5 separate regions of the Homo sapiens genome follow, and regions 2, 3, 4 and 5 are each linked to region 1. The links are chromatin loops, found by intact Hi-C in ENCODE. Cell type or tissue: endothelial cell of umbilical vein. All regions are shown on one strand. Each heading gives the region's core, and the rest is flanking DNA. Links, peaks and the distances in the headings are about the cores only. Region 1 has its middle 9.1 kb from the start of MGST2. Region 2 holds the start of LOC124900781 (a long non-coding RNA gene). Region 3 overlaps MAML3 (mastermind like transcriptional coactivator 3). Region 4 has its middle 41 kb from the start of UCP1. Region 5 overlaps MAML3 (mastermind like transcriptional coactivator 3).

Evidence for each region. Hi-C counts contacts between places; a loop is a spot of excess contacts. Peaks named below come from ENCODE experiments on the same cell type or tissue, not always from the same donor. Only the 100,000 strongest peaks of a DNase experiment are listed, where the experiment ranks them.
Region 2: it touches region 1 in a loop (3-fold over the local background); 4 of 110 quality-filtered maps call a loop at or near these places.
Region 3: it touches region 1 in a loop (8-fold over the local background); 16 of 110 quality-filtered maps call a loop at or near these places.
Region 4: it touches region 1 in a loop (6-fold over the local background); 8 of 110 quality-filtered maps call a loop at or near these places.
Region 5: a loop joins it to region 1, with 4 times the contacts of the local background. A loop is called at or near these places in 2 of 110 quality-filtered maps.

The regions. Positions count from the first base shown.
Region 1 is chr4:139,653,637-139,659,829 of GRCh38, reverse strand. No RefSeq gene overlaps it. Among named protein-coding and RNA genes, the nearest start is that of MGST2, 9.1 kb to the left of the region's middle. In endothelial cell of umbilical vein, for the core only: CTCF peaks have their summits at 2,648 (motif pointing right) and 4,597 (motif pointing left); DNase peaks (open chromatin) are centred at 1,929, 2,639 and 4,509; H3K27ac peaks cover 1,833 bases.
Region 2 is chr4:139,758,729-139,764,921 of GRCh38, reverse strand. The region is part of intron 2 of MAML3 (mastermind like transcriptional coactivator 3); the gene reads left to right. LOC124900781 (a long non-coding RNA gene) reads right to left here and starts at 1,866. Exons shown (of 2, transcript XR_007058276.1): 1 at 139-1,866. In endothelial cell of umbilical vein, for the core only: a CTCF peak has its summit at 3,277 (motif pointing right); DNase peaks (open chromatin) are centred at 1,111 and 1,971; H3K4me3 peaks cover 170 bases; H3K27ac peaks cover 2,062 bases.
Region 3 is chr4:139,726,205-139,732,397 of GRCh38, reverse strand. MAML3 (mastermind like transcriptional coactivator 3) reads left to right here. Exons shown (of 5, transcript NM_018717.5): 3 at 1,731-1,982. It also overlaps a transcript of MGST2 not described here. Among named protein-coding and RNA genes, the nearest start is that of MGST2, 63 kb to the right of the region's middle. In endothelial cell of umbilical vein, for the core only: no CTCF peak of the experiment used is centred there; no DNase peak of the experiment used is centred there.
Region 4 is chr4:140,607,008-140,613,200 of GRCh38, reverse strand. No RefSeq gene overlaps it. Among named protein-coding and RNA genes, the nearest start is that of UCP1, 41 kb to the right of the region's middle. In endothelial cell of umbilical vein, for the core only: a CTCF peak has its summit at 2,981 (motif pointing right); a DNase peak (open chromatin) is centred at 3,020.
Region 5 is chr4:140,092,280-140,098,472 of GRCh38, reverse strand. The region is part of intron 1 of MAML3 (mastermind like transcriptional coactivator 3); the gene reads left to right. Among named protein-coding and RNA genes, the nearest start is that of MAML3-AS1, 33 kb to the left of the region's middle. RefSeq lists enhancers at 3,389-3,438, 5,398-6,193. In endothelial cell of umbilical vein, for the core only: no CTCF peak of the experiment used is centred there; DNase peaks (open chromatin) are centred at 2,202, 2,612, 3,572 and 4,182; H3K27ac peaks cover 4,800 bases.

The DNA of each region.
Region 1 (6,193 bases), core at 569-5,568:
AACCCAGGAGGCGGAGGTTGCAGTGAACTGTGATCGTGCCACTGCACTGCAGCCTGGACGACAGAGCCAGACTCCGTCTCAAAAAATAATAATAATAATATAAATGGTGGCCATGTTTCCAGGTTACCACACATGAAACAAAACTTTCTATTCTTTTTTTTTTTTTTTTGCTTTTGTGTTTTAAATCAAATTTGAACCCATAAATTAGGTAACATACTGCATATTGGCAATTAAGCAACAACAAAAACAACTAATACTATTGGTTTGCCTTTTTCATGGAATCATTACAAACTTTTTAAACTGAATAGTACTTTGTATTAGATACTTTAAAACAGGGTCACTGGCGTGAACGTGCCCTGGCTCCTGTAGGCCATGCTCAGAGCTCGACTGTTGAACTTGCTGGGATAGAGCAGCAAGAGACGGGACAGCCTGGAGCCCAGAGGCCTGAGGTGTTCTGGATGAGCCCAGGGCTGCTGAGAAGGCCTCACTCTGATGGGGGCCTCTCATGCCCACCCTGCCAGCTCCCAAATCCAGTCAACAGAAGGCACTGTACTAGGCCCTATGCCAACCACTGGACAGAATTATCTCAACTAATCTGCATAGTCAAACAGTAAAGTGCATATATTATTCCCATTCTTCAGATGGAGAAACTGAGGCTGAGAGGTTAGTGACTGGCCCAGAGTCAGTACAACCCAGTCCTGCTGCCCCAGAGCCTTTACTCTTAACTTTGGCTGCACATTGGAATCATGTGAGGAGGGGTCATTAAAAATTACAGAACTTCAGATTTAATTAGCTCAGGTTCAGCCTAGGCACCTGAACGTTTTAAAGCTTCCCAGGTAATCCTAATGCACAGCCAGGTGGAGAACCACTGTCTTAACCAATGTTTCTCAGCATAGCCCATACCACTGCTACCACACTGGAGGTGACAGAAACACACAGATGTCTGGGCCTCATCCAGGATCCATTATGACACGCCAGCAAAGCACACATGGTCTCATGTAACTTGCACAAAACTCCCAGGAGCCTGTAAATTATTCCCATTTTATAGATAAGGAAACTGAAACTGAGACCTAGAAAGCTTCAAGAGCTTGACAAATCACTCCATTTGACTGCATCCAAAAGAGGGAAGATGGGGCAGGGCTGTTGAGGGGGTGAATAATCTGGTAGGTGCCCAAAGTGAGCATCAGTGGTGCCAGGATAGAGGAGAAAGGGGTGTGGAAGGTTCTGCAGTGGCAGAAGGGAAGAGGTGAGGCTGGGAATAGATGGGACCTGTAGGCCTCACGGGTGCAGCCCAGGAGAAATGCTGGTTTCCACTGGAGGAGTTTACAGTATGCCTGGGTGGAAGAGAGAAGGACAGACAGACATGGGAGGGAAATCTGAGGCTGAGATGGGGCAACAGGCTCTGAGGCACCAGCAAAGGTAAGTGTGGCTGGAGCCGAGTCTCAGCTGATTGGGCCCAGTACTTCCCCGCCCACTGGCTTTGAAGTGCATGGAGACTGGTGATTCTCACATTAGAATCACCAAGGGCGTTTTTGAAATAAACACTGATTTAACTGAAAAATCTCCAGGACTACCAACTACTGCCTCAGAGAACTTACTGAGATTTCTATGCACCAGAGGAGAGTTTACTCTCTTGAAACCTACAGCATATTATGTGATTGGGCTACTTAAAGAAAAAAAGGGGTACCGTGGCTTCACTTGGTGTCTCTCTGGGGCTTAAGGCAAAAGAAAAAGGGCAAGCTACCCCTCTTTTGATGAGAAAACACAAAAGGTTGGTGGATTAAGAACAAACAGTTAAAAGCAGCTCTTATTCACTTTGAAATGTGGTGCTAAACCTGCATCTGGGCTGACACACCAAACAACAGTCATTTCAACACAGCACAATCCTGTTAGAACATGACTCACAAAAACACCGATGTGTCTAGATCGGAGGCCAAGTCACGTCCTGCACAAAAAGAAAGGAAACACAGCAAAACAAGAAACCTACTGGCCCCAAACAGGAAAGCCCTCCTGTGCATGCGGGCCTGTGACTGCATCCTTCAGCTACCTTAGCAAGATGATAAAGAACTTTGAAAACTGCTTGCCTGCTTCTCTTTTCTTTCTTTCTTTCTTTCTTTCTTTCTTTCTTTCTTTCTTTCTTTCTTTCTTTCTTTCTTTCTTCTTCCTCTTCCACTTCTTCCTTTCCTTTCTCCGCCTCTCCCTCCCCTCCTTCTCCTCCCCTTCCTCCCCCTCCCTTCTCCTCCTCCTCTTCCTCCTTCTTCTTTCTTTCTTCTTGTTCTTCCCTCGTTCTTCTTTCTTTTCTTCTTCCCTCCTGCTTGCCCTTAGGGTGTGCCTGGTTCTCACCTTTGCTTCTGGGACTTGGGCAGGATGATATCCTCAGAATTTCAGTTTCTGGCCATTCCCAGACAAACCTGTCTGGGACAGGAATTCCAGACAAAACAGCTTATCCGCCCTTCCACGCCCTCTCCTGCATGAGCCTATTTTTCATTCTCTTCTCAGAGGTCCCACTGGCTGGTCATCTAATTTCATCCCTAATTTGTAGTAGAAGGATTCTAACAGCCACACATTTAGAGCTAGGAGCTGCAGTTTAAGGTGCTCTATCAAAATAACATATTTTGTGAAACCGCTAGGGGGAGTCAATCCAGGGCTGCCAGACCTGCCGGGATAACACCACCAGAGGCAGCTCAGCTTCCAGGCAAGCCACCCTCTGAGGTCCCTGTGATAGCTTACTCCTCCAGGTTTCCAGAAGTCCCTACAGATGCACATCAGTGAAAATGGAACAAGTCAGTTAACACAAACTGTCAAAATCATCTCTAAATAATGTCCTATAAAAATTCAGTTTTTCAGGTATGAACACATTGACCATTTCCAGCAAGCGACCTGTAACAGTCAATTGCTCAAAACCCACAGGTGCTCAAATGTAAAAATACCAGGATTTAACCGTTAGTCCTGATCCACTCAGAGCTAGACGGAAGCCAAACACAGACGCTGCCCCAGAGACGTACATTCCATGGAGAAGGGTCAGAAAAGGACACTTTACGTTTGGCATCCCTGTGGCAAACTGCGAGGGGATAGAGGAGGGGTGAGAAAAGACACAAGGTTTCCACCTGGTGGTGGGGAAATCCCTAGCCAAGGGGATGCCCGTTTTTTGATCAATATTCCGAGGAATTGGATACCACACCTTGGACTTTGATTTGATCCCTTGATGTACCCCTAGCTTTTAAAGTGGCTTGGTTAAAAAAAAAAACAAAAACTTTGCAAAAATTATTTGGAAAGGAGTGGGTCAGAGAGCTGGGCAGTGTCTGAAGAGTTTCTCAAGATCAGGCAGACAGTTTGGTTGGTAAAACATCCGAGAACTGGGTTTTTATTCATACTGGAATGAGGGTACTGCTTTGCAATGAAAGAGAAAAATCTAAAGCAAGGAAAGGGGGCCAGGTGCAGTGGCTCACGCCTGTAATCCCAGCAACTCAGGAAGCTGAGGCAGGAGGATCGCTTGAGTCCAGGAGTTCTAGGCTGCAGTGAGCTATGACTGCACCACTGCACTCCAGCCTGAGCTGCCATCTCAAAAAAAAAAGAAAAGAAAAAAGAAAGAAAGAAAGGAACAAACCAGAAAATAGCAATGCACATAAGGCCGGGCGTGGTGGCTTATGCCTGTAATCTCAGGATTTTGGGAGGGCGAGGCGGGCGGATCACTTGAGGTCAGGAGTTCAAGACCAGCCTGGCCAACATGGTGAAACCCCATTTCCACTAAAAATACAAAAAAATAGCCAGGTGTGATGGCATGCTCCTGTAGTCCCAGCTACTCGGGAGGCTGAGGCAGGAGAATCACTTGAATCTGGGAGGCAGAGGTTGCAGTAAGCCGAGATCGCCCCACTGCACTCCAGCCTGGGAGACGGTGCAAGAATCCTTCTCAAAAAAAAAAGAAAAAAAAAAAGAATGTGCATAAGTTCATTTATTCATTCATTCATCAAATGCATTGAGTACCTACCACATGCCAAGCTCCATACTAAGTGCTGAGACCCAGGAATAAGCAAGACAGACAACAGCCCTGCTCTTACAGTATTTACAGCAGAGTGAGGAGGATGTACATTAACAAGCCATAACCAAAGCGAATTAATTCATGATCAATGTGGGGAGTGCTGTGAGAGGTCCCAACTGCCATACGAATGTATGTCAGGGGGCCTAACCTAGTCTGGGAGGCAAGAAGAGCCTTCGCAAAAGTGACATTTTGGCTGAGGACTGATCCTAAAGTGTTAGCTAGATGAATGGTGCACAGGTGTGTGTGTGTCAGAGGGTGGACTGGAAGGAGAAAGGGGAATATTCCAGGCTGAGAAAGAACAGGAAAAGGCTTGTAGAGGGAAAGGCTATGGCATGGTCAAAGAATCCTGAATGAAGTCCGGTGTGGCTGTTGCTTAGAGACCTGGAAGAGAGTAGTGTCTGCTGTGCCAGGGTTGGCCCACATAGGGTCATGTTAAGTATGCTTACTTCATACCGGCTGTTCTCAACCTGGGATGATTTTGTCCTCAGGGGACATTGGGTGATGCCTGTAGACATTTTACTTATTACAGCTGGGGAGTGAGGTGCTACTGGCACCTAGTGGGTAGAGTCCAGAGATGCTGCTAAATATCTTATGTTGCACAGGGCAGCCCCCACAGCACAGCAAAGAGTTGCCCCGCTCACAATGTCAGTAGTGCTGAGGTTGAGAGACCCTGTTTACAAGGAGGATGTGAAGCCTGTCATGGGTTTTAAGCTGGAAGGTTTTGTGATGAGATTTGTTTCAAAAAGATCACTCTGACACCAGTGTGGACTGATGGGGCAGTATCACTCGTGTAGATACGAATGGATCTGTTAGGAAAGCATATTATGGTCTAGGCAAGAGAAGATGTTGGCCTGGCCTAGGGAAATGTCAGTGTGGATGGAGAAAGAGATTTAAAAGAACAAATCAATTGCATTTCAGGGCAGATGGGTTGTAGAGGGTCCCTTAGCCCATGCTTTCTAGACAAGGCTGGAATGCTGAGGCTTTATTTGGCGGGTGCAGTATCAGGGCAGCAAAAGTGATGGGAGAGCCAAGTATGGCAGATTGGCCAGAAGCAGAGCATGTCCACGTGGGGTGCTGCTTCAGATGCCCTGTGATGAGATGTAGCCAGTCACTGCACAGGCACCCCAGCCAGCCCTCGGGGAATCTCTGGACAGGCTGAGTGGAGAAACTGCACCTCAGCACAATCCACTGAAGGGAGGAAAGGAGAGGGAACTTATTTTCTTTTATTATATATATTTTTTAACTTTTATTTTAAGTTCGGGAGTACATATGCAGGTTTGTTACATACATAAACGTGTGTCACGGGGTTGGTTGTGCAGATTATTTCATTATCCAGGTATTAAGCCTAGTACCCATTTGTTATTTTTCCTGATCCTCTCCCTCCTCCCACCCTCCACCCTCAGAAAGGACCTGGTATGTGTGTTCCCTCCATGTGTCCATGTGTTCTCAGGACTTTGTCTTCTACACCTCATCTCCCATTGGGGCAGTTTCCCCCATGGCAGTTTTTAAACAGAACTGCAAATTCTTTGCCATTTCTCCCGTCTTGAGGTGGGGACACGCAGCAGGAGTGATGCTGGGCAGCTTCTGCTTTATTCACCGGGGCCCTCATGCTTGGAGCCCTCGGCTGCCATGAGAGAAATCAGCTACCCGAAGGGCACCATGTGAGCCCACGTGTAAGGGCTCTGGGTGACAGCTCCAGCTATGGCCCCAGCACGCAGCCCCACCTGCATGGATATACGTTCATATGATTCTAGCCCACAGCTGTGGGGGCACTCCCAGCCATTGTCTCCTCAGCTGAGGCCTCAGACATTGAAGAGCAGAGACATGCCAGTCCTACCGTGCCCTACTGACCCACATAACTCATTAGAGCCTAATTAAATGGTTGTTATAAACCCCTAAACTTTGGGGTACTTTGTCACACCTGAGTAGTCACCAGAACAACCTCATTGCAAGGTAACAACTCAGCTTCCCAGGGTTCATCATTTGGCTCCAGTGATACCACCCCATGCCCTGCAAGTGTGGCACTTCAGACAGGAGCCAGGGACACCAGGAGTATGGCTGGTGGCCCTTAGGTGGCAGGATTGCAGAGGCCCCACCGGAAGTCAGCTGGCCACAGCAGAGCCAAGGTAGAGTGCATGATTGAAAATTCAGGAG
Region 2 (6,193 bases), core at 505-5,504, 110 kb before region 1:
AGCTGCCCAGAGTAGGTGCAGTCACTGAAGCAGGAGTGTGGCCGCGATGCCGGCAGTGAGCCATGCCAAGCTCATTGAAAGCAAGCGGACTTCCTGTGGCCCCTGCTGCTCTCAGTGGGATGTGGACAGTGCTTGTACCTGTGGAAGATGGCACCATCCCACAAAAGAGAACACACTCAATGTCTGTGCACAGCACTCCCTTATCACCGGGAGATGTTGCTGTTCTTTCCCCGCGTTTCCAGTAGAATGCCCAATAACAACAGCAACCACATCCTCCATCAGGTTTCAGGCTTTTGGGAGTCACAAAGTGCTCTCGCATGCATTAGCTCACTAGATCTGCACAGCAACTTCAGGAGGCCACCAGGGTAATCTCTATTAGCCCCACATCAGGCAAAAGGGCAAGTGAGACTTGGAAAGATGAGACAATGTCCTCGGTCACAGAATGAAAGTTCAGTGGCTCTTGGACCTAATGGCCATTCGGGAAAAGGTCGTAGCCTCCTCTGCCCGGCAACATGCAGGGGCACAGACGTCCCCTTGTCCATGCTGTTTAGCAAGCAGCCTTGCCAGGCATGTGCACAGGAGTAAGTAGGGACCTTTCCAGCCGGGCATTGGTGAGCAGGGCGTGGAGTTGCTGATAAGGGAGTCTAGCAAAAGGATGTTTAAAAATAAATGAGTCTTGCCCATGATGGAAAAGGTTTGCTCGTCAGCAGGATTGCTTGTCAGCAGGACTACAGATCCAGGTATGCAGTGTCTTTTTGCTGCTACCATTTCTGTCTCGTGTTATTAAAAAATAATATATTGATTACTGCTACTTCAGTTTGCTCAGCTTAAGAAAGCTATTTATTTTTGAAAAGTGGCAAAATGAGGAAATGACTTTCACTTGGCATAGCTTCTGACACACTTTTTGGAATCTCAGAGCCTACCCTCTACCCCTTCACCCATTTCTTGTGGGTTGAGAAAAGGAGCATACCAGTTCAGTATTATTTTAGCAACAGAAGCACTTCCACTTTGGCTATTTTTAGCATGTCAGGTGCCCTCTGCCTGCCATGAACTTGGTATATTCAAGTGTTTAATTCAGCGGCCTCTCTCATTTGAAAGGGAGACTGTTCCAGCACTCTGCCCACCATAGCTCCACTTTTACAGCTGCTCGTAAATTTCTGAACATGCAGAGATATCTTTAGCTGTGACTCCAGATATTTCCTGTTGAGCTGCAAGATGCAATCCTGCAAGCACACTGAGGCTAAATATACCCTCTCAGTCCAGGATTCAGCCAAATAAACAGGGGCAGCATCAACATGATTTTTTTAATCCAATGCTGAACAGGATTTTTTAGTTAGATTAATTAAGCAATTCTGTTTATTTTGGCAATTGAAGTCATTTCGGCTCCCCCTGAACCTTTAACACCTAAGCATCATTTTCTCTCCTGATTGAAGAACTGACCAGAAGCCCTGGTGCAGGGAACTCACATGTTTGAATACCGTGTGCCTCTTTAGCTCCGTACTTCTCGTTGCTTAAACAGATGGCCCCCTCAGCAGCCGACTCCGAGCAGCTGCCTTGTTCATTCTCACAGAATCCAGACTCCTCTTCAGCTTTGCCTAGGGCCTTAGTCATTCAAGGGAGAATAAACTCTAGGATTCCCTATCAGGAATGTATCCTTTGGGGACTTGACAAAGGAAAAGAATGTTAAAATCTTTCCAGGTGTAATCCTGTGGCAGGAGGAATCTCCTCTGTAGAGTTAAGTTCTTGTCCACAAGGATGCAGATCTTTCAATCAGACCCTAAAAAGTTAGATTGTCATCCCTGGATAAGTCCCTGGGTTCCTGGAGAAAGTTCTATTCCTCCTGAATCTTTAGGACAAGCAGTATCCACCAAATACCACTGGTCAGTTTCCCTTTAACCAAGATCAGCCAGTTGCAGGCCTTCATAGACCAGGAAGACACTGTGCCAAGAGAAGCCAGAGGAAACAATGTCAGGAAGCCTAACTTTGGCACATAGACACGAAATATGCACACGCACCCCCTCTCCAGCCCTCCTCAGGAAAGAAAGGGGGGCTTTCTTTCCTCCATGGGCTGTGCCTGGCCACACCCCACCAGATTAAAGCCCCGTCAGATGGTTGTTAGGGTCAACGAGGTCTACAGAGAACAGTTTATTCTCAACCATTTCTACCTGCCTTTTATCCAGGGTTCACGGGGGTTAAAGTTTTGGCCATGAGTGTAGCGATGGAGCCTCATGTGACACTTGCATACTTTCTCGAGGAGGCCTGCCTGCAAACATAAGTTTTGTATTCCCATTGAGGAAATCAGTTCCTCGATTCTGTCCTTTGAATATCCTTTTTTGGTTTATGATGCTGAATATTTCTGTAACTCTCTGTAGGTTGGGGGCCTCTTTGGGGACCGTTATCATTTGGCAAACACTATTACTCATCAAAATGTATTAATCAGGGCCAGCCACAAAAGCAAAGGTACTATAAGCAGTGGGCTTGAAAAATCAACAAGACAGGAGAAAAAGAAATGCAAATGAATGATAATCACAATCACTGTCCCTTATTCATGCATGCTAGGGCCAAGTGCTCTAAGCATGCTACATATAGCACCTTAGGAAGCCTCACAAAAACCCTGTGAAGCTGCATCCTTTCTGTTCCCATTCTTCCTTTTTAGTCACCTATTGTGTCCCAGGCGCTGGGCTAGACACGGGGGATATAGTGATGAATTAGATGGACAAGGCCCTGCACTCATGGAACAGAGGACATGCATGGTAATGAAACATACAATTGCACAAATATTTTCTAGAGGCCAGGGACTAGTTAGGATTCTGCAGCTCGAACAAGAGTCCTTCATCCATGCAAGTTTCTGCATGTGGCATAGAAGCTCCTAGAAACCCACACTGGGCTCCCTGGGCTCTCGGTCCATCCAACCTCTCTAGCCTGACTTCTTCCTGTCTCATGCCCTATGCTTCACAATCCAGCAATATAGAACTGCTTGTCCACAGGGCTGTTCTTTACCTTCATTACTTTGCTCATGTTGTCCCTCTTCCTCTAACACATTAACCAATTCCCACACAGCTTCCAGGATCTACTCCCGGAGAAAACTCTCCCTGACTCCCCTTGACCCAGCCAGGCTGGGTTAGTTGAGCTTCTTTTGTGATTCCAGAGTCCCCCGTGCTAATCTCTATCACTGCACTTGCCTCACCGTTTCACAGGCATCTGTTGAGGGGCCTGTTTCTCACTAGCCTAGGTGCTCCCTGGGGATATACTTTGTTCATCTTTTTAGCCCCTGTCAAGTAGCACACTTCCTGACCTGTAGAGGGCCATCAGCGAATACTTGCTGGATGAATATGCATCTGTGCATGAGAATGTGCCTTCTGTGCTCTAGTGGAGAAGGTTAGGAACTGGGGGACTCTGTGTCCTATCTAATCATCATTAATGGGATGAAAGGAAGCCTAGTAAGGTCCAGCAGTAGAGGCTGTAGCTGTTGGAGCAGGGAGGAGGAAGAAGGGGAACAACTGTGAAAACCTCTCCAATTCCCCTAACGCCCCCTCCAGACTCTCTTTGATCACTTGCAGTGGTGGGAAATGAAGCAACCTGTTCCATGGTCCATTCTGTCGAAAAGTTTTCCCTTTTGTTAAACAAACTTGGCTGAAGACTTTTAGAAAGCTGTCCTCTAGGGCCGGGTGTAGCGGCTCATGCCTGTAATCCCAGAACTTTGGGAGGCTGAGGCAGGCAGATCACCTGAGGTCAGGAGTTCAAGACCATCCTGGCCAACATGGTGAAACCCCATCTCTACTAAAAAATACAAAAATTTGCCAGGTGTGGTGATGCGTGCCTGTAATCTCAGCTACTCAGGAGGCTGAAGCAGGAGAATCACTTGAACCCGGGAGGTGGAGGTTGCAGTGAGCCGAGATTGCGCCATTGTACTCCAGCCTGGGCAACATGAGTGAAACTCCATCTCAAAAAAAAAGAAAAAGAAAAGAAAAGAAAGCTGTCCTCTAGAACAACAGAGCAATTTGACTCTCTTTTCTATATAACAATTCCTCAAGTATTTCAAGAGAGTTGTCACGACCATCCTGTACTCATTTTTCTTTCTTAAATGATTCTAGTTGTCCAGCTGTTTCTCACTCTCATGTCACACCATTCTGGATACACTCCAGCCTCTTGGTATCTCTTTCAGAACGTGGTGTCCTGAGCTGAACAATATTCCAGATGGCTTCTGATGGGTATAGAATATAGTAGTACAGTTTCTTTCCTGAATCTGCAGCTTAAGTTCAAATTCACGTGTTTTACAGCCTCATCACTTTGTCAGTTCTTACTGTTCCTTTGGGCAATGAAGCGCCTTGGTGTTCTGTATACAATGAACTCTTGTCTGGCCACATTTAATAATTATAAAGTTATTGAGCGTGTCCTGTGCCCATGAGCCAGGCGCTGTGCTAAACATGGTGCCATCAGTCCCTTTTAATTCTCCCACCTACACTGAGGCTGAGTGAGGTTAAGTAATTTTCCCGAAGTGCTGGGATTACAGCCCAGCAGACTGATTCCAAAGCCCACATTCTATCTATCCCACTTCCCTGCCTCCCATCCTGAACTTGTGTAGCTGGTTTCTTGTTCACCTGAATTCTAGATTTACCTCTGTTAAGTTTGACCTGAGTTTCTGCTCAACTTTCAGCATCTTGGAAACTCCACAGGGAGAATTTAGCTCATCTTTTCAGGTTTGTATCATTGTATCTGCTGCCTTCATCTACATCAGTGACAGTGCCTTATCACTCCCCGTTAGAGAACTCTTTCTAGATTGACACCAATCTGGGTACCAGTAGGACCAGACTTTCAGCCAGCTTCCAAGGAACCTACTCTTGACTTCTATGCACTGTTTTCCATTTTGTCCAAAAGTTGTCATGAGAGAGTTTGCCAAATACCGTGTTGTTGAGAAGTATCACATATGTGGCATTCCCCTACTATAATCAGTTAACAGCAGTACAGAATAATGGGAAAGGTGGCCTCTTTGTTTTACATATTTTCAGAAATCCTGTTTAATCTTTTGTCCTAAAACTTTGCAAGAAATCAATATCATGTTCGCCTTTACCCCCTGTGTGAAAGTGGGCTATTGCCTTGCTTCTCTTCATGGTTCATTCCAGTATTCCATTATTTATTCATTCTCGATATTAACAGTGTTTCCATAACCACAGATGCAAAAAAATATTTTTATCTTAAATCATTTTTCTTTTCCCAAAAATATTAAAATAATGCATACTTCTTATAGAAAAATCAAAATAGGTAAAGAAAGCACAAAACAAGGCTGTCTAACAATCCTAGAGACAGCCTCTAACATCTGCAGTTCTTTTAATAACCTAGAAAGCAATTTGCCTAGGTGCTAAAACAATTTATGGCCAGAACCTAGAGTTGGTCTTCCACACCTAGAGCAGGACTACAGCCTAATAGCAGCTAGAAAAATTGTAAGGGAGAGATGCTGGTTCAAGGTGAGGAGTCAGGCCGGGACCTGGGGCAAGGGCAGGGTGGATGTGGAGGGGTAGGAAGCAGGAGTTCCCTGCCACGTGAGCCCCACAGACACCAGCCTGTTCCAGCAGGTTCATTCTGTTTCTGCTGCATACTTCAGTGTGTTGATATTCAAGGCAGTATATTGGAGTCCCCCATCCCTCTGGATGTTATTTCCCTGGGGGAGTAACCAGACTGCTCTTCTGCTGCGGCTCTTCTCTTTCTGTCATAACTGCTGTGCCCTGTACCATCCAGCTGGAGAGTTTTATCTGGACACATTTCTGTCTTCCCCTCAAATGTCAGTTTGAACATCAGGGATCAGAGGAGAAATCACATGGGCGAGAAGGTTCTTTCTGGGTGACTGTGATTTGTTGGACATCTGTCTCCCAAGTACATGATGTTCATTTTAGAACCAGTCTCTCAACCAATCACTGTGATTTTTCACAGATGGATGGATGGACAAACATCTAACAAAATGTCTTGTAGATTCTCATCAAGAGAGGTTCAGGTGCCACGATGCCCAGAGGTCCCTTCCAGCTCAGTGGTTCTCTGAGTGTGTGATTGATATTTTGGAAACAGGGATATCACTTGGTGTATTTGTCAGTGGCTGGTGATCTTCAGGAAACTTTAGTTTGGTCCAGGAAAAGCCTTGAGGAAGATGTGACTAGTATGGGGGAATTTGGAGAAGAGACAAGCTAGTCATCAGATGACA
Region 3 (6,193 bases), core at 484-5,483, 73 kb before region 1:
ACTGAAGATGCAGTTGAAGTCAGTCATAGTGGAGAGGGAAGCCTGCATGGTTCTACAGCACACCACAGAAGGAAGGGAGGAACACAAGCCCAAGCCATAGGGAATCAAATCCAGGACGGTCTCTCTAGGAGAGACAGAGAGAAACTTCACCTATTTGCTTTGAGAAAAAACTGCCAATATGTTTAACGGTATCTGCATTGGAAAGGCAATAAAGTAAAAAGAAGAAAAATGTTAAAATCCAATTTGGATTTAAAAATTTTTAAATGACAGAGTTATTCACATTTGCTTCTTGCTATTTAGGTCTCATAATAGTGCTTCACAAAATGACTGTGAATGTCCTTATATGTGTGCCCATTTAATCTGTGTCAACTCCTCCATTTCACATTAATTACTTGAAACTTCAGTGAGGTAGAAGGAATTTCTGCAGAATGTTCAGAACATACTTGCCACTGCTAGGTAGTCTTGGTAGAAAAAATAGGAAAGGAAGTGTCTAGAAATTGAATCTGGGCCACACACCTTTTCTTCCCATTCACTGTTTTCCCCTAATAGTCTACACTGTCCAGCTCAGAGCATAAACTTCGCCTTTGAGCACATTCTCCATGTAGTCACCTGGGCTGTGTGGAATTAGGTCTTTACCACTTGACCTCCTCTTCCCTAAGGACCAGTCCTTAAAAGTTGCCATCATTCGACTGGCTGACATATAATTATAGAATCAAGAGACCCAATCCAACACCCCATGTTTAAATTATCCCAGACATAGAAGACTCAATTCTTTTTTTTTGAGAAAGAGTCTCACTCTGTCGCCCAGGCTGGAAAGCAGTGGCGCGACCTCGGCTCACTGCAACCTCCGCCTCCCGGGTTCAAGCAATTCTCTGCCTTAGCTTCCCGAGTAGCTGGGATTACAGGTGCCCACCACCATGTCTGGCTAATTTTTTTTTTTTTTTTTTTTTTTTTTTTTTTTTAGTAGAGACAGGGTTTCACCATCTTGGCCAAGCTGGTCTCGAACTGACCTCGTGATCCACCCAAAGTACTGGGCCTCCCAAAGTACTGGGATTACAGGCGTGAGACACCGCGCCCGGCCGACTCAATTCTATTTTTAAAAATATTAGGAGATTACATAGCTTTGATCGGTGTAAAACATTCCCAGTTCTCACCATCAACAACTCTGGCCAGGAGGATTTTTCTTTCTGACATATATCTAAGCTCTCAAATGTTGCAACTCGTTAGAATTCCATCAAATATCAGATCTGTTGATTAACAAATTCCTGCAGTTTTCTGCAAATGTCCCTCCTACTTGCAAAGAAGACGTCCATTTTGGCCAAGTAGACAGTAAGAAATAAGGATTAACAGGTGAGGTCAGGATGTGTCTCGTGTTCCAGACTTTAGGTGAGCTCAGCCTGAGGGCTTATTCCCTTTCCTTGGAGGAACACAGGATGTTAGTTGAAAATCCAGTCTATATGCAATAGTCAGTCCCATCCGAAACAGACTGGACTTGGCCTTGGACTTCCCAGAGCCATGCTCTCTTACTGTCCCTTGTGGCCTCTCTCATTCTACTCAGGTAAGGTCGGGTTTGAAGCTACGTTTATGGAAATGCAATGCGTGCCACTCAAAAACCCTCCAGTCCATAAGCTGGGACTTCTGCCCCGTTCCCTTTTTCCAGGGGCTTCCCTTCAAACAGCAGTGAGTCTCTATGGGGAATCCCTGCATCTCCCTCTCTCTTGTCTTCCCAGGAGCAGCATCCAGTTGGACTTCCCCGAACCACAGGCCCCATGCAGTCCTCCGTGCCCCCAGGCTCAGGTGGCATGGTCTCAGGAGCCAGTCCCGCAGGCCCCGGCTTCCTGGGCAGCCAGCCCCAAGCAGCCATCATGAAGCAGATGCTCATTGATCAGCGGGCCCAGTTGATAGAGCAGCAGAAGCAACAGTTCCTGCGGGAGCAAAGGCAGCAGCAGCAGCAGCAGCAGCAGCAGATTTTGGCGGAACAGGTAACATGCCCCTTGGCGTGATTCATTCATTCATTCAGCAAGCACTTATTCAGCACCTGCCTGCTGCCTGTGAGGAAGTGGCAGTTCACATCCTCCATCAAGATGCTCACGGTCTAGCATTTCCCAGGATCACAAGAGAACCTGAAGAATTTAGACCTTTCAATTAGTTAGGGTTTTTCCTATAATGAATTAATTTGTTCTTAAAAGACAGGCTCCAGCCATCAATTTGAAGGCCTGTGTGCCAGAGACATTTCTTTGATTCAAGTCTGACTCCTTTCCTTCTGATTTCTGGTACAGGGGTCTGTGTAATCAGCACATGGCGGGGACTGTCTCACATGCTCCATAAGCCGTAATATTTCTAGCTTGAAGAAAAAAATAATAATTCAGAGAACTCTGTTTCTTAGAGGAAATTGACAGGAAGAGGAATTGAGAAGAATTCTATAGAATGGGTAATGAACAATGGATCAGGAACAATAGCAGAATAATAAGGCCTGCAGAACTACCTGGAAACCTGAACTCTGGGTCACACACAGGGTGCAAACTTAAGAAAACTCCCCACAGCTTTTAAAACAGCTCAGGAAATCTGTGAGTTAAAGGAAAGCCTAACACAAATACAGCTTTACCTTAAGCATCTTTGTCCACCCTCGCCCTATAATTCCTCAGCTTTGAGAGAAAGCCTTCCCTGCAGACTGCTACTGTAGATTTCAATTTGTTTTGTTTTTAGAGATGCCCATACCTGACTTAGCATTATCCTAGGGAAAGGCCTGAGGCTGTCCACAAGAGATCCCCAGGCGGCTTCTGTGAGGGTCTGCACAGAGAATCTTGCACAGCAGGCTCTTTCTTATAGGAGGTGTGAGGTTGTCATATAAAGCTGAAGGCCCAACATAAGTCTGCCTCACAGTTATCCTTCTAGAATATTCCTGATAGGGTCAGAATTTTATGAATTTTTTCTTAAAGAAATAGAGACGGGGTCGCACTATGTTGACCAGGCTGGTCTCGAACTTCTGGCCTCAAGCGATCCTCCCATCTCAGCCTCCCAAAGTGCTAGGATTACAGATGTGAGCCACCACGCCCTGCCAGAATTTTGCAAATTTACTAAGCATCCACCACCGTGTATCCTGTGTAGGACACGGGCCCATGGAGGTCCCTATTAACCAAGAATAGCAGTTCAAAGTAACACCAGGCATCCCCCAAAGAGAAAAATTGTACTGCTGAGCACAGTTCACTTATGTTCCCTTTTTTTTTTTTTTTTTTTTTTTGCTTTTGTTCCTGAACAGCTGTGTAATTATCTCCCTTTTTACCAAGGTCAGTCAGCCGCCTGGCAGCTATTGTACAAACAAACCTCTATCCCTCTCACCTACATAAGGTGTGCGACAAGGAGCCATGCTAATCTCTCTCAGGCAGTGACAAATGGAGCTGCCGAGGGCAGCTGGGCTCTGTAAATCCTCTCCTCAGCCAATCCCAGGAAATCTCAGGTGTGCCTGATGTTTTGAGTGATGGCTTTTGATATGTGTGCTGTGACCAAAGACACAAAGAAGGCCCAGGGCAAGCAGGCAGAGCTCAGCTGTGCAGCCCAAGGGTGTTCCCACACGGTGAGGCCAGCCCGACCCTGGGGAGCACAGGGTGTGGGAAGAGTGTGAGAAGAGACACGTCAAGATGATGCCCCCAGACAAGGAGGTGAGAGGTCAGGGGAGACCCCTCAGAATCCAGAGCATGGAGAGAGCTGGGGCTTCTTGGGAAAGACAAGGGAAATGGGAAGCCGTGACCTGTGGATCATTCCGTAGCAACTGTGTGTACCAAAAGATGATGAGGGATGAGGGGAGGATCACTTTCCTCAGGGCCAAGATTTGTCCGTTCTTTTGCATGTGATGTGATTTTGGAAAAACCACTAACTTCCCTCTTCATCTGCCAGATTAGGTTTTAATAATTTCCCAGCCCACCTCATGTAGCTGCTTTAAGGATCACATAAGATCATGTGTATAAAATGTTTTGGAAGCTGTATGTGCTGCACACATGTATGTGGGGGCCTGTCACGTGGCCCTGGTGTCAGCGAATGTCATGTGAGAGCTGCAGCCACATGGCCCAGCCAGGTCAGTGGAGCGTCTTGCCTGTACCTGAGGAGGGTGCAGATTTAGTGCAGGTTGTCCAAGTGCAGGTCTACAAGGAGTAAGTGCTCAACTTTTTTTTGTTTGTTTTGTTTTGAGACAGGGTCTCACTTTGTCACCCAGGCTGGAGTGCAGTGGCATGATCTCGGCTCACTACAACCTCTGCCTGATGAGCTCAAGCAATCTTCCCACCTCAGCCTCCAGAATAGCTGGGACCACAGGCAAACACCATCACGCCTGGCTAATTTTTGTATTTTAGTAGAGATGGGGTTTCACCATGTTGGCCAGGCTGGTCTCGAACTCCTGGGCTCAAGCAATCTGCCTGCCTCGGCCTCCCAAAGTGCTGGGGTTACAGGTGTGAGCCACGGCACCCGGCCAGCTCTCAGTTTTTCGTTTTGAGAGTGAATACTGCCAGATCAACACCAATCTTGGTTGCTGCAGCATTGAAAGTGTCCTCACACTTTGGATTTTGGAAACAGATTTTGGGTTTCCTGAAAGGACATGTGAGGGAAAACAGAAGGATTTGGGATCTTACATATTTTGGGAAACTTTAAAATGATTCTCAGTAGACTTGGCAATCAGAGCAGTGCAGGTTGAAAGTAGGCATGAATTCACATTTAATGCCGTATTCTCCAAAAGTTCAAAGCACATAACCTCTCATCCATTCACAAAGGTTAGACAGAACTTAGAAACATTCTACATCATGAAGTCCCATCATTTTACAAATGAGGAACTGAGGTTATGTGGGGAAACTGAGCTTATGTGATTTATATGAGATCACAGAGCTAGAGAGAGACAGAGCCAGGATGGAACTGAGGACTCCTGATTCCTGACTCCAGGATACACCCTCAGTCCCCCACAGGCTGCCAGGGGCTCATTCCTAGTCGTAAGTGGGACAGTTAAATTCTTATATTATATGGGAAGTTTGACTGAGGAGAAGCTGTTAAATGCTCAGCTTACTCTCAGTAATGCCCTTCTATTGCTGCCTAAAAGATTTGTGTGGTTTCTTGTCTACACTTTAATGGTCTACACAATCAATTAATTTCAACAGTTTTCTGTAGAACATTATGGTAGGAACCATGGGATGGGGTCAACGAGTCAGAGGCTGTTTTTTCTTTGGTTGCCAGAATACTGGCTGGCCTTGTAGAGAAAGAGAAAAAGAAAAGAAAATTATAGAGCAGCCCAGGAACAAACACAAGAGAAAAAATTGAAATAAACACAGGCGTTAAGAGGTGGTCAGTGTGTGTTATTTTTATAATGAACACTCTAAAGAACAGGGACCTTGTTGTATATTCTTTATAGCCCTTGCAGATGAAAGGTGCTTAATGAATATTCAGCAGCTGCAGGGAGCAGGTTAAACAACATCCCCAAGGTCACGCAAGCTACTTGACGGCAGACCTAGAACTGAAACCTCTTTCTCTGCTCTTTCTACATCACTCTTATTTTCTTTCCCTTTGCACATACAGCATGATAATGATAATAGCCTTCCCAGCATATTGGTAGCAACACTAGCAGTGCAGCATCCCCGTGAGTGGAAGAAGAAAGACTAATATGCAGGCCTCCTGGTCTGCTGGTATATGTGGAATCCCACATGGTTTCCTCAAAGCAGTAAATGCTGAATAGTTTACATGTAGAGATGTATTTTACAGGCAGTGTGGCTTCATGGGAATAAGATTAGCCTTTTTTGTATAACTCCTGAGGATGTCATCTTCCTATGCCCAAAGCATCCACTTAGGTCATTAAAAAGCAGTTGCTTGTCCCTTTCAACTCAGTCCCCACAGCCTAAGGAAAGCATGCAGGCTGATGTTGGGCAGTCCATGTCAAAACCCCTTCCCTCAGCACGCATTCCTCATGAGCCAGCAAGTCCACACATCAGAAATACATACAGATGTTCACCAAAGGCATGTACAGGAATGTTCATAGCAGTCACATTTGAAACACAAAAACTAGAAACACCAAAGGTGACATCACTAGTAGAATGGGTAAATAAATTATGGTATATTCATATGATGGAATACTATCCAACAGTGAGAATGAACAAGCAACAAGAATTCACATCCACGTGGATGAATCTCACAAATACAGTGGTGAATGCAAGAAGCCAGA
Region 4 (6,193 bases), core at 626-5,625, 950 kb before region 1:
AACAAAGGTTGCTGGATTGTTGCCATTTTATTTTTTGCCCCTAGTCCTCCCTCTCACACTCCTCAGTTATTCTTTTAAACTATCGCTTATGTGATCTTTTGAAAACTTTAATGTAATCATGTTTTCCTCTGTTTTAAGCCTCTCACCATCCCACCTTCCTACAGGATAATAGACAAGCATATATGAAAGTTTATGATCAGTCACTACCTATGTATATACTATTTCTCAACATTGGTTGGTATCCTAACAGGTAAAGGACCAAAAATATCCAAGGTATTAGAGTATATTCATTTTCCCCTTTTGGTTCATATTTTACAGCATCCTTTGTCATGCTGTCAAATTCTATGAGCCAGGTGCAATATTTCAATCCCTCCTTCAATTCCTGCTGCAAATTTAGACCTAAGAGTAGGAAATGGGGAAGAGTATTTACTTTTGAAGTTTCAAAAGTGAAAGAAAGTTTGGTATAAACCAAGAAGTGATCAGTATGAAATTTCAAAGGACAAAAATGAAACCCTAGCAGCAGAATTTGGATAATATAACTCTATAATTTGTATTGAATTGTGCAGTATTTTCAGTGTAATGCAACACAATATCTCTTCTCACTGTGAGAAATAAAGAACTGTACTTAATAATGAGGAAGTAAATAAGGAAGTAATACTTGAACTTGCCAGATCCTTCTTAAATGCTCATGTAAACTGAGAAGATATTTGGAAGAGTCTATGAAAAGATAAAAACGCAAAATATTTTGAGATAGGGCACTGGGTTGTTTCAACAGCTTGTCTCATAAACAAGAGAATTTGTAAATAGCTGCTGCTATGGAGTTAACCTGGGTATATTGATTTTCTAAAAGACTTAAGCAACCTATGAAATTATAAACTTTTTTGAAAATGAGTAAGATGAAATAGCTTTAATAGTATACATGGGTTAACATGAATATTTCAGAATCTTCTTTGGAATTGTATCTTTGCTCCAAATGGGAAGGGGCAAAAAATACCATTTTAGAGCAAAACTGTCTCTTGGGTGGCTTGCCCATGTCCAGGTGTTTGCTGTGAAGAGACACAGTAGTTGGAATCCTCAGCCTACACCGTCACTCCCTGCAACTCTCACCACCTGGTTCACCATGGCTCACTCTAGGGGCCCTGAGTACACATGCTGAGTCAGGCAATGATGAAGCCACGAGGCCAGAAAAAGATTCTGACTATCTGGGAAATTACAGAGCCATTCATTTCTCCAGCACAATGTTTACCCATGTGTTGAGATTTCTTGGAAATAAAAAAAAAGACAATTGATGAAGGACTTGTCACTGGGCTTAGCCTTGCCGCTATGCTAAATTTAAACTCTCTTTGTCTTATAGTAGAGAAGTTTCCTTTGAAATATCGTTCATCTGTATGAATATCACATAATAGTGTTTATTTTTGCTTACTTTTTTCCATACGAGTAATACACAGACACAGCAAAATGAATTCCCAGATTGACCAATAAGAAGTGAGGCAGAAAGAAAGTCTTCCTTTATTAACTTCTGTACTCCTACTTCTCTCCTTGGAGGTAAGTATTATTAATAGATTGAATTTCATTTGTTCTAGAAATTTCTATATGTGTCTACATACACATACGCGTTTTTTGTGTTTTGTGTGTGTGTGTGTGTGTGTGTGTGTGTGTGTGTGTGTGTGTGTGTGTGGTGTTTTTTTTTTTTTTTTTTTGAGACAGAGTCTCACTCTGTCGCCCAGGCTGGAGTGCAGTGGCGCGATCTTGGCTCACTGCAATCTTTGCCTCCCAGGTTCATGCCATTCTCACCTCAGCCTCCCGAGTAGCTGAGACTACAGGCGCCCGCCACCACGCCTGGCTAATTTTTTATATTTTTTAGTAGAGACAGGGTTTCACCGTGTTAGCCAGGATGGTCTCGATCTCCTGACCTTGTGATCCACCCGCCTCGGCCTCCCAAAGTGCTGGGATTACAGGCATGAGCCACCACATCTGGCCACATACACGATTTTAAAACATACACACAAAAATTGAATCAAACTAAAACTTATTCCGTGATTTCATGTTTCACCTGAGGGTCATGGAGATTTTTTCCATAGGTGTATATGGAGTTCTGTCTCATTTATGTTAATGTCAGCACAGTATTCCATGAAAAGGAAATGTTCCGTAATTTATTTAGTTACACCTATGCTGCCCCACCCTCTGTCTCAGTTGATGGACTTTTACTTATATGTAGGCTTTTCTTATCATAAACATTGTGGCAAGGAATATTACTGTAAAGAGATCTGTGACATATATAAGAATATCTTTTGGGGATAGGATTGAAAAGGTAAACTTGCTGGATCAAAGCATATGTCCATTTAAAGTCATGACAGATCCTGTCAAATTGCCTTCAAAAGTCCTTCACTTGTTTACATTCCCATCAACAGCTAGTGCTCCCTTCTTACATACCTTCAGCAACATTTGAAATTAACACTCTTTCTATTTTTGCTAATCTGATGGATAAAAGATGATATTTCATTTTAATTCAAATTCCTTTCACAGTGAAGCAGTTGAATTTTTTAAATCGATACATAATATTTTACACATTTATGGGCTACTTTAAACAATGTTTATTGCTCCTTTAGGTTCTTTTGAATTTGCCTTCTAACTTTTGGTGTCTTGCATTATATGACAGTGTGCATGTTTTATGAAATCAAATCTGTTACACTTTTTACACATGACTTCTGTGCTTTGTTTCTCCAGTTCTTAAATGCCATTCACTATGACAACAACGAGAGAATAAAATGAAAGAGAAAGAGGGGGTTATTAAGCAGAAGGAATTGCTCCACGCTCACTGAAGGCCAGTGGCTTTCCAAAGAGCTGGGGAGATGCATTTTTCCATGGGGCCTTAACAGCCACTTGTATCTGTCACAGAGCAGGCCCAAGCCAGAGCATCTAGTTACACCCATTCAAATGCATCCCACATAACCTCATTAATATCTATTCTATTTTATCCCACTAGGGGGTAATGTTGGGCTAAAGACCATTCCTGGTGACTAAATTTGAAGCCAGCGTTCAACATGTTCTGATTGAAGTTTTATTTCTGTGGTCAAAACTAAAAGGATCCATTCCTCCCTTAATGCTAGAGACACTTAGGAAAAAAAAAAGAGAGAAGAGCTTTGAATTCAAGTGTAACTGAAATGATATTATCAAGAAGAGCTTGACAAAAGCTTCTGCTCCAGACAGCACTCAGCAGAGACAATGGATTATTCTATTACAGACACAGGAAGCCACGGACAAAAAGAGGAAAAGATTCAATGGAAGAGAGATGATGTCCTTCATGATGCAAACATCACCTAACATTAAATATTTCCACAGGATTTTATTTCTGCTTAAAATCTAATTTCCTCTTGGGTTCATGGCCTTAAGCTGGCAAAATCCCCTCCTAAAACACTGCCAACGTCATATTCCTGCAGTGCCAGTGTCTCATGGGTCACAGAGCCCTCCTCCATGGCCTGCCTAACTGGCACTCTTCCATCAGAGCGCCAGCCTGTGGGAACAGGTGACTCCCCAGTGGCCTCACTCACAAAGCTCATGGAGAAACACAATGGGTGGAGGCCATTTTTTTTTTCTCTGCCCCCTCTACAATCACGTACAAAAGCACCTTCTAGGATCACCCTTCAAACTTCCAAAGATCTCCCCCTCTCCAAGGGCACTCAGTGTCATGGTACACTTTTAATTTTCTCTGCAAAGGAGGCAAACTCAATTCCTCTTTTAACAGCTCCCTTAAAAATATTAAAGATCTGAATAAAGAAACTTAAAGGTCAAAATGATCCAAATTAAATGAGACAATTGTTTAAGGATTCAAGGGTGTTACTTTTTTTTCTTCTTTTCTTTTCTTTTTTTTTTTTGAGACAGAGCCTTGCTCTGCTGCCAGGCTGGAGTGCAGTGACATGATCTCAGCTCACTGCAATCTCCACCTCCCGGGTTCAATTAGTTCTCCTGCCTCAGCCTCCAGAGTAGCTGAGACTATAGGTGCGTGCCACCATGCCTGGCTAATTGTTTTTATTATTATTATTTTTAGTAGAGACTGGGTTTCACCGTGTTAGCCATGATGGTCTTGGTCTCCTGACCTCGTGATCCGCCCGCCTCGGCCTCCCAGAGTGCTGGGATTACAGGCATGAGCCACCGCACCCAGCCAAGGGCATTACTTTTAAAACAATACAGCCTGGACCTTGTCAGAAAGATGGAAGCAGGGTGGGCCTTCCAGTATTCCACTAAGAAGCTCACAGACAACACCACCAGCACACAAAGTAGGATAATTTTCTTTCCTAGATTTGGTGAGACAAAGAGGAAGAGAGAGAGAGAGAGAGAACTGTACACATGTGGGAGAAAGACATAAAGAGCTCACTAAGTAAAAGAGCTAGGCTGAATTTCAAGAACATCCAGAGTAAAGGAGGCCAGCCCCCTTAGAGATTTTCACATTCTGTTTCTTTTCTTTTCCTTTTTTTTAAGAGATGGGGTCGTGCTATGTTGTTCAGGATGGTCTTGAACTCTCAGTCTCCCAGGTAGCTTGGATTATAGGTGTGAGCCACAGCACCCAGCTACGCATTCCATATCTTTTTTTTTTTTTTTTTTAGACGGAGTTCCACTCTTGTTGCCCAGGCTGGAGTGTAGTGTCATGATTTTGGCTCACTGCGACCTCTGCCTCCCGGGTTCAGGCAATTCTTCTGCCTCAGTTTCCGAGTATCTGAGTTTACAGGTGTCCCCCACCACATTTTTTAGCAGAGATGGGGTTTCACCATGTTAGCCAGGCTGGTCTTGAACTCCTGACCTCAAGTGATCCACCTGCCTTGGCCTCCCAAATTGCTGAGATTACAGGCGTAAGCCACCGTGCCCAGCCTACACATTCTATTTCTGACTGTCACCTTTAGCTCTGACTGACCCCAAGGTATTGAGAGGAGCAACAGGGCCAAGCTACCTGAACCAGGCGTCAGCAGGTAACACAGTCACTTGTCTACACTTCCATGGATATTTTCTACGGTTTTCCTTCCCCATCTACAGACGGACAGTTTGGAAATGGGAAGACATACTATGCCCAGTTTAAAGTCTGTAATTTGAGAGCCTGGGGATGGGGTAGAAAGGGAAGAGTAGCAAAAGAGTCAGCAAAGCGGAGCACAGATCACTGGAGCCCTCTCCTGGGAATAAATGTTCCCTCCCCACACACATCTCTGTCCTTCCTAAATGGACTCCCATCTCTATCTTTTTCCCTCCCTCCTCACTAACTGCAGCTGCCAATTTGAAAGTCTTGTGAGTCAAAAAAAACAAGCCTGGAGATTTCTGTGAGCTCTCTGATTCCCAAGAAGAGGAAAGGAAGAAAATTAGTAAAATGGCTTAGTGAAGCTAAGCCTGTGGGCAGACTACCCTGAGTTACCTGTTCTTCACTCTGCCTGTATTTTTCAATATCTATTTATAATACTGCCTGAAATGCCACTAGGCAGAGCAATTTGGGTTTAGTACTGTCCTCAGACGTGGGCAGTTGGTGTCCTGCCTTGGGCCTCAGGCTTTAGTGGGCTCTGCCTTGTCCAGCCACTCTGACTATGCTGCCCCCACCACGCACTGCTCTGGAAGGACCAAGGAGACTGATGTCAGGGGGACTGTGCCAGTCACCTTGTCCAGACCACACTCTGGTAACCAGAATCCCATTACCCTGCCCAAACAGCTCTGAGTCCCTCCTAGGACCTGCCCAGTCTTCTCCTCATGCTCGTGAGAGCAGAGCCATGTACCTAGGCATGGCACCCTGGGCAGAAGGGTGCCTAGGAGTTCCCTGTTGGGAGGATTGTTTACAGACCCTCTATATATAAGCTGGGGTGTCACATCCACATGCACAACGCCATCCACAGTGAGATAAAAAATGGTGGGGGGTGGGCCTAGGGCCTCCATGTGTACTCTTCCCCGACCCAAACATGCTTTGGGTAGGCCAGCTTGGGTTAGCAATATTTCTTTTAAAAGGGACTACAATACTAACTCATTAGTATGAAATCAGTTTACAAACTCACCATTGGACTCTACCACTATACAAAATGTCAGCAAAAAAAGTCAAACTCTGTAAAATATTTGAAGAGGTTTATTCTGAGCCAAATATGAGTGAGCAATACCCATGACACAGCCCTCAGGAGTCCTGAGAACATGCGCCCAAGGGGGTCAGGCTACAGGTTGGTTTTATGTA
Region 5 (6,193 bases), core at 552-5,551, 440 kb before region 1:
AGCCTGGCGTATACGAGGTGCTCAATAAATATTTACTAAATGCATGATTGCTTGAATGCCATGTGCCAGCTTCTGTTAAGTGCTTGCCAGCTGATATTTCACTTAATCTTCATAAAAAATGATGAAACCTAGTTCCCCATTACACAGATGAAGAAAACAAGGTCTAGAGAAATAATTTGCCCAAGGACGTGCGCATTGTATGTAATAGAGCTCGGATTCAAAAAACCTTTGCCCTTTTGAGCATACTGCGAATATTTTGAGTGAACTACAAATGTTCTTTATCACAATATTGTTTGGGTATAAATAAACACACTTCACATATGCAAAATAGAAGTTCTCCCAGTTTTTGAAAATGTGAGAACTCTTAAGAACTCCCTGGACCGAGCACATAATTAATAGGTGTTCAGTAAATGTTGAATAAATGAACGATAGCTTATTCTCTCTATTCTAATACTTCGTAGTGGAGAAAAACGTGGAGGACTTGAAGGCTTTTAGCTTTTAATAAAAATGCTCTTTTCAAGACAGGTTTCTTAATACAGGCAGGTTGACAAAAATGCCAAGCCAGTCAGTGATAGCTGGTTCATGCCCTCTATCCTATGCCAGTTTGGAAATATTTGGTGGAAACACAGTATTGGAAATATTGTGGTAACTTTTCCCATCTGGTTAAAAGTCTTCACTTCCCTCTTGTCACCACGAAGGAACGTGAGCTTGGAGATGAGGTTGTGAAATTTCCAGTTTTGCAGGTATGGTCAGATAAGTGGCCAAACTTTAGCTTCTTTCCCATCATTCTGTCCACTTAACTCTTTGGTATTATTTATAAAATTAACCTTTTTTTTTTTCTGGCCACTCTTCACCCCGTCTTCCTTCAGTACATTCCTTCTTCAGTATCCGGTTTCAGGAAGATTTTCCCTTTAATACTTCCCAACTTTTTTTTAAATCCCATTTCAAAGCCCCATCTTTTTGAAAAATAACCAGGTAGCTCTCATCCTTCCCTTCTTTGGATTTACTTTGGTTGTACTTGCTGACCCACTACGGAAATGACCATGGGACTGTAACAACTCGAACAAAACCTCGGCTTCGTCTTCTCCTTCTAAGCAGCTCCTGTACACTGAAGGAGCTGAGATGAGGTGGTGAAAGGTGGAGGGAGAGAGGAAAGGAGAGAGAGACTGAGGAGAGTGGGTTATCAAGACCAAAAGAAGATTATCATTTCCCAAGTGGAACCTGCCTTGAAATAGACTCATCTCTTATGCTCTTGCCCTGAATTGAAATCTTAGTCCGTTTGTGTTTTGCATGGATGGGGAGGTGTGGGACATTCTATATTTGGTAGTTTTCTGGCAGATAGTGTTTCCTGTTTCACTGTGTTTTAAAATAAAACTAAATATACAAATGTATTCTCCAGGGTATTGGGCTGTTTTAGGCTGTGCACTCTTGGTGGGCAAGGCCTGTGCCGTGGCTACTTAATAGTTCCATGCTGGATGAAGTTAAGCAATGGCTCATTTGTCAGGTATCTCAGCAGCAAAATTTCCAGATAAATGCAATCTACTTCAGTAAATGCTAAAACTCCTTAAAAAAAATCACCTTGATAGAAATCATCTTAAAATATTCTCTCAACTTCCTTTTCTCTGCAGGTAGAAAATATTGCACAGAATGTAACTCTCTCGGTATCTTGCTCATCATCGTGAGGGTAAATATTGTACCTTTGTGTGATGGTGTCATTAGGGTTTGTTAATATGTGTGGAACTCATTGTCCCTCAACATGAGCCATCCCAAGACTACTATGTACTTTGTGTTCTTTTAAGGTTTGTCAGGGTTCTCTTCTGCACTGCTCCCACGTGTCAGTCCCCAGCAGCCTCTTGCCACCTCGCCTCTTCTCATATTTTACATCAAATAACTTGCTGTGACTGAGGAATGAGATCGCATAGATTATCAAGGTGAATGTTAAGCAAGAATAAATAGGCCCTGAATGCAGACTAGATGACCCCTTCCACAAGTTACCTCTTTAACTTGTGTGTGGACAAGCATGTGAACTTTCGGATACGTATTTCAGCTTCTCAGAAGTGTGTCTGACTGAGGGTCCATGCTGTATTCTGGTTAGTTAAGGTTTCAAGATAAATGAGCTGTCATTCTGTGACTCATCGAGAACTGTTTTAAGCAGCTACACAGCCTTGGAGAATAAAGGATGTCTAATCATCTCCAGTTTCCTGTCCTGGTTGACGTCATTGTCACCGTCATCATCTTCAACTCCATCAAGTTATTAAGTACCCCAAAGTGCGTAAGTTGCTAGACAAAATATGTTCCATAGACACAACCGTTGGTGTCTAGGAGTCTGCCTTCTTTAAATAGGTAGCACCAGAATGGGTCTAAGGCATACTTAGGTATTGATTGCCCTGTGGTAGGTAATAGAGAGCATCAGCTAGTAATCTGAAAGTACAAATGCAATATCCCAATTGCTGAGAACCTGCTGTGTGTAACAGGAGCCCACAGTGTGTAACTGGGTGCTGAGACTACACAGGGAAATATTACCCAGTCCCTGCCCTTTAGGAGCTTGATCCAATGACAGAAATGTGTATGAAGCACTTAGCCCAGTCTGGAGGTGGGGAGTCCGTGAACAAAGTCAGAGTTATTAGCTGGGTGAAGGGGAGGAGGGGCCTTTCTCTGGAGAGGGTGGAGCCTGAACAGGAAGCAGGAAGCTTCCTGTGGCGGGGTAGGAACCAGTGCAGGTCCCTGCTGCAAGGATTGAGTGGGTGACAGTGGAGAGGAACATGGGTTCTCAGATGTTATTGGGGGGCTCGGAGGGTAGGGCAGAGGGACACAGGGCAATGGAGTTAGAATTCTGTGTTAGGCGGCCCCTGGAAAGAAGAGGGGGCAAGAAGGGCAGTGAGGAGGATGGATTTGGGCTTGAACTAGGGCTGTGGTCTTATCTCTAGATTCTGGGGGCTGGATTTGAGAAATGTGTGTGAAATAAAATTTAGAAAGCTTGCAGAGGATGTAGGAGATGAGGAGAGGGGACAGTTAAGCCTGACCCTCAGCCTGGAGCGCAGGGTGTTGTTGCCAATTGGGGGTCAAGTGGGAGAGAAAGATGAAGGATTCAGGTTTGGATATGCAGATTTGACCGTCTGTGGAGATGCTCCAGAAGCAGTGGGGGGTCCAGACGAGGCTCAGTGTGATCTCCAACATGGACAGTGGTGGGCCTACTGATTTGCTCTGTGAAAGTTGGGGAGAGCAGCTGGGATTTCTGGGAATAGATTAGGCAGGAAGGAGAGGTTCTTCCTATTCAGGCAAATTGAATCTGAAAAAAGAGAGCAAAGAAAGATGTGTGGCACCCCAAGGGCAGGTACTCTGTGACGTCCTTTGAGAAGGAGGCGGGGCTCCTGCCTGAGGCAGGGTCAGGGCAGCCCCAAGGCTGTGGGTGGCTGCAGCCTGGCTGCGGAGAGGCACCTCTGCTGCAGTCAGGGGCTTGGATCCGTCCTGCTGATTGGCCTGGGTTTTGCTCTTGGCACTCAGTGGCAAGCGTCCAGACCTCCACTGGGCTGCCACGCACAGCTAGAAGGGTGGGAGAAGAGGAACTGGTCTTTCCATACAGCGTCTTCTGGCTTTGAGACAAAAGAAAAAGAACAGCTTATTGCACACTTCATGACACAGAGAGACAGCTATTGATCAGCTGAGAAACATTACAGACAGACAGACAGGAAAGGAGGAAGGAAGCGGGAAGATGATCAAATAGTTTGTTCAGCTTGAAGCCGCATTTTTACAAACACAAAGAGCCCAGAAGAAGAGAAAGTTACTTTTGTGTGGGTCCTTAATTAGGAAGTTCACGTTGGCCACCGGCTATCTTAGGAACTACTCTCCATTGTTTGAAGTGCTCTGTCTTCATCAGAGATGGGTCAGGGTGATGACTTAAATGAGCGAGAAAGGAGTAAATTGGTTCCAAGTTTAAGGTTTTCTTAATTAGAAGGCCTGAGAGAAGATGAGTGAGGACAAATCCGAGTTTCCCTGTGTGTGGCTGGCCATGGTTGGCGGTCGCAGCATCACAGCGTTGGCCGGCTGCTGCTTAGCTTTATTTTACTTGTGATTTTTCTTTGTTATGCACCGAACAGATTCCCCTCTCTGGTATTCAGTGGGGAGCATATAGCCGGAGGATAGCAATTAGCTATAGCTAGGCCTGCTCCTCTTTGCACAGCTCAAGATGACGTGTACAATTACTTTGGCACCTCACCAGCTCTTTCAGACCTTTTCCATGCATGATGGGAAGACAGGTCCATTCTCTGAGAGTCCCTCACTCCCTCCCCCTCCCAAATTCCCCCTTACCTGGATGAAATCCTGATGTAAATGGACCTTGCCTGCAAATAGAACTGAAGGGACCTGTTACGTCATCAGGCCTGGCAGAGCTCATTGGCAGAGAAGTTAAGAGTTTTATTTTAGACCCAGAGACCAGGCTGTGCAGATCCAGCTAGAACAGGTCTCTTCTGGCTCAGCCTCAGCTGCTGGCCCTCCTGCTGTGGTTACTGGGGCTCCAAAGGATGGAATGTCAGGGGGATCATGCTGCACAGTGAGCAGGACAACCTGACGGCCAGACCGAATGCACTCCAAAGGAAATCTCAGGCTAGGGTAATACAGCCAAGGTGCTGCCTCTACAATCATGGGAGGTTTCAACCTTCTGGGAGAAAAGCCCTAATGCAGCACATGATGGTATAGATTTGATCCAGGAAGGCAGAGTAAACAAACTATTTAAAGACATGAGTCTTGGCTGGGCACGGTGGCTCACGCCTGTAATCCCAGCACTTTGGGCGGCCGAGACGGGCGGATCACGAGATCAGGAGATCGAGACCATCCTGGCTAACACGGTGAAACCCCATCTCTACTAAAAATAAAAAAAAAATTAAAAAAAATTAGCAGGGCGTGGTGGCGGGTGCCTGTAGTCCCAGCTACTTGGGAGGCTGAGGCAGGAGAATGGCATGAACCCGGAAGGCAGAGATTGCAGTGAGCCGAGATAGTGCCACTGCACTCCAGCCTGGGCGACAGAGCGAGACTCTGTCTCAAAAAAAAAAAAAAAAAACAAACAAACATGAGTCTTAGCTTTTGTGGTTAGGATCCACTGAGCAACCAGAAAGGATATCTTTGCAGAACTGAAAAATCTGGACACATGGTCTGGCAAGCTTTTTTTCTGATTTAGTTATAAAAAGTCACATCTGGTTGTGCCTTGAAGAAATTTTTTTAAAAATGAAATTGTGTTACCAAGTATAGAATGTATCACCAGTCTATAATATGGCAATAGAATGCAAATATAATTTTTAGATATTTCAACTCAGGACCGCCTAAGAAAATTCATATGTTCCTCACACTTTGGGGCCAAGTTATAGATGGGTGAACAACATCGTGCCTGGAAATCTGCTCGCATAAAAGAGCAGCGAGACCTATAAAGTTTTCCTGTCTTCACATTTGTAGGCTAGCCCTGGGTGGATTTCACAATAATACAGTGCAGGAATCCTTGCCACTTCCTCTACTTGTCTCTTGTCTGCTGTCACACTAAGCTGCTAAAGTTTCTGTTGCTTTAATATCACCATCCTTATTATTGACTTGGTACTTAGGGCTCAAATTTTTCTTTTTGGTTGCCTCAGTGTACAGCCAGGCACAGCACAAAACTGGAGTGTGGTCAGGTAGTTTTGGGTCCCTTCTGGAGCTGTTTTGGGAGCCTCTGCGATAGGAGAATACCTTCCAAGCTCCCACAGAGCAGCAGGGAATGAGGTGTGGGCTCCACCCGCCTCTGGAAGCCAGTCGGCTCTCCTCCCGGTGTTTTCTGTTCTGCTGTCGACTGGGCCTGGCCCCTGATGGCACACATTGAAACGCAAATGACAGCAGTAATTGGCTGAGAGATAAACCACGATGAGTGAGTGAGCAGTGCGGCGGGGAGTTAAGTGGCTAAGTGACAATTACTGCTCTGCAGCCTCCGGGATCAGGAGCGGCCGCGCCGTTTGTTCTCGGTTTTAAAGGAGCAATAGCACATTAATTGGAGGAGGGCTTCTCGGTTAACATGCCTCACCCGGCTTCTCATCTGATGCTGCTTTGAGGAGTAGGAGTAGGTGAAGGATTGCCTTGTTGATGATCTTCCCCCAGTCCCACTCCCCCTTTTGGATTAGAATTTTGGAAACCGGTGTCCTTGATTCTGGTAGAATGATAGTTGGTTTACCTTGAA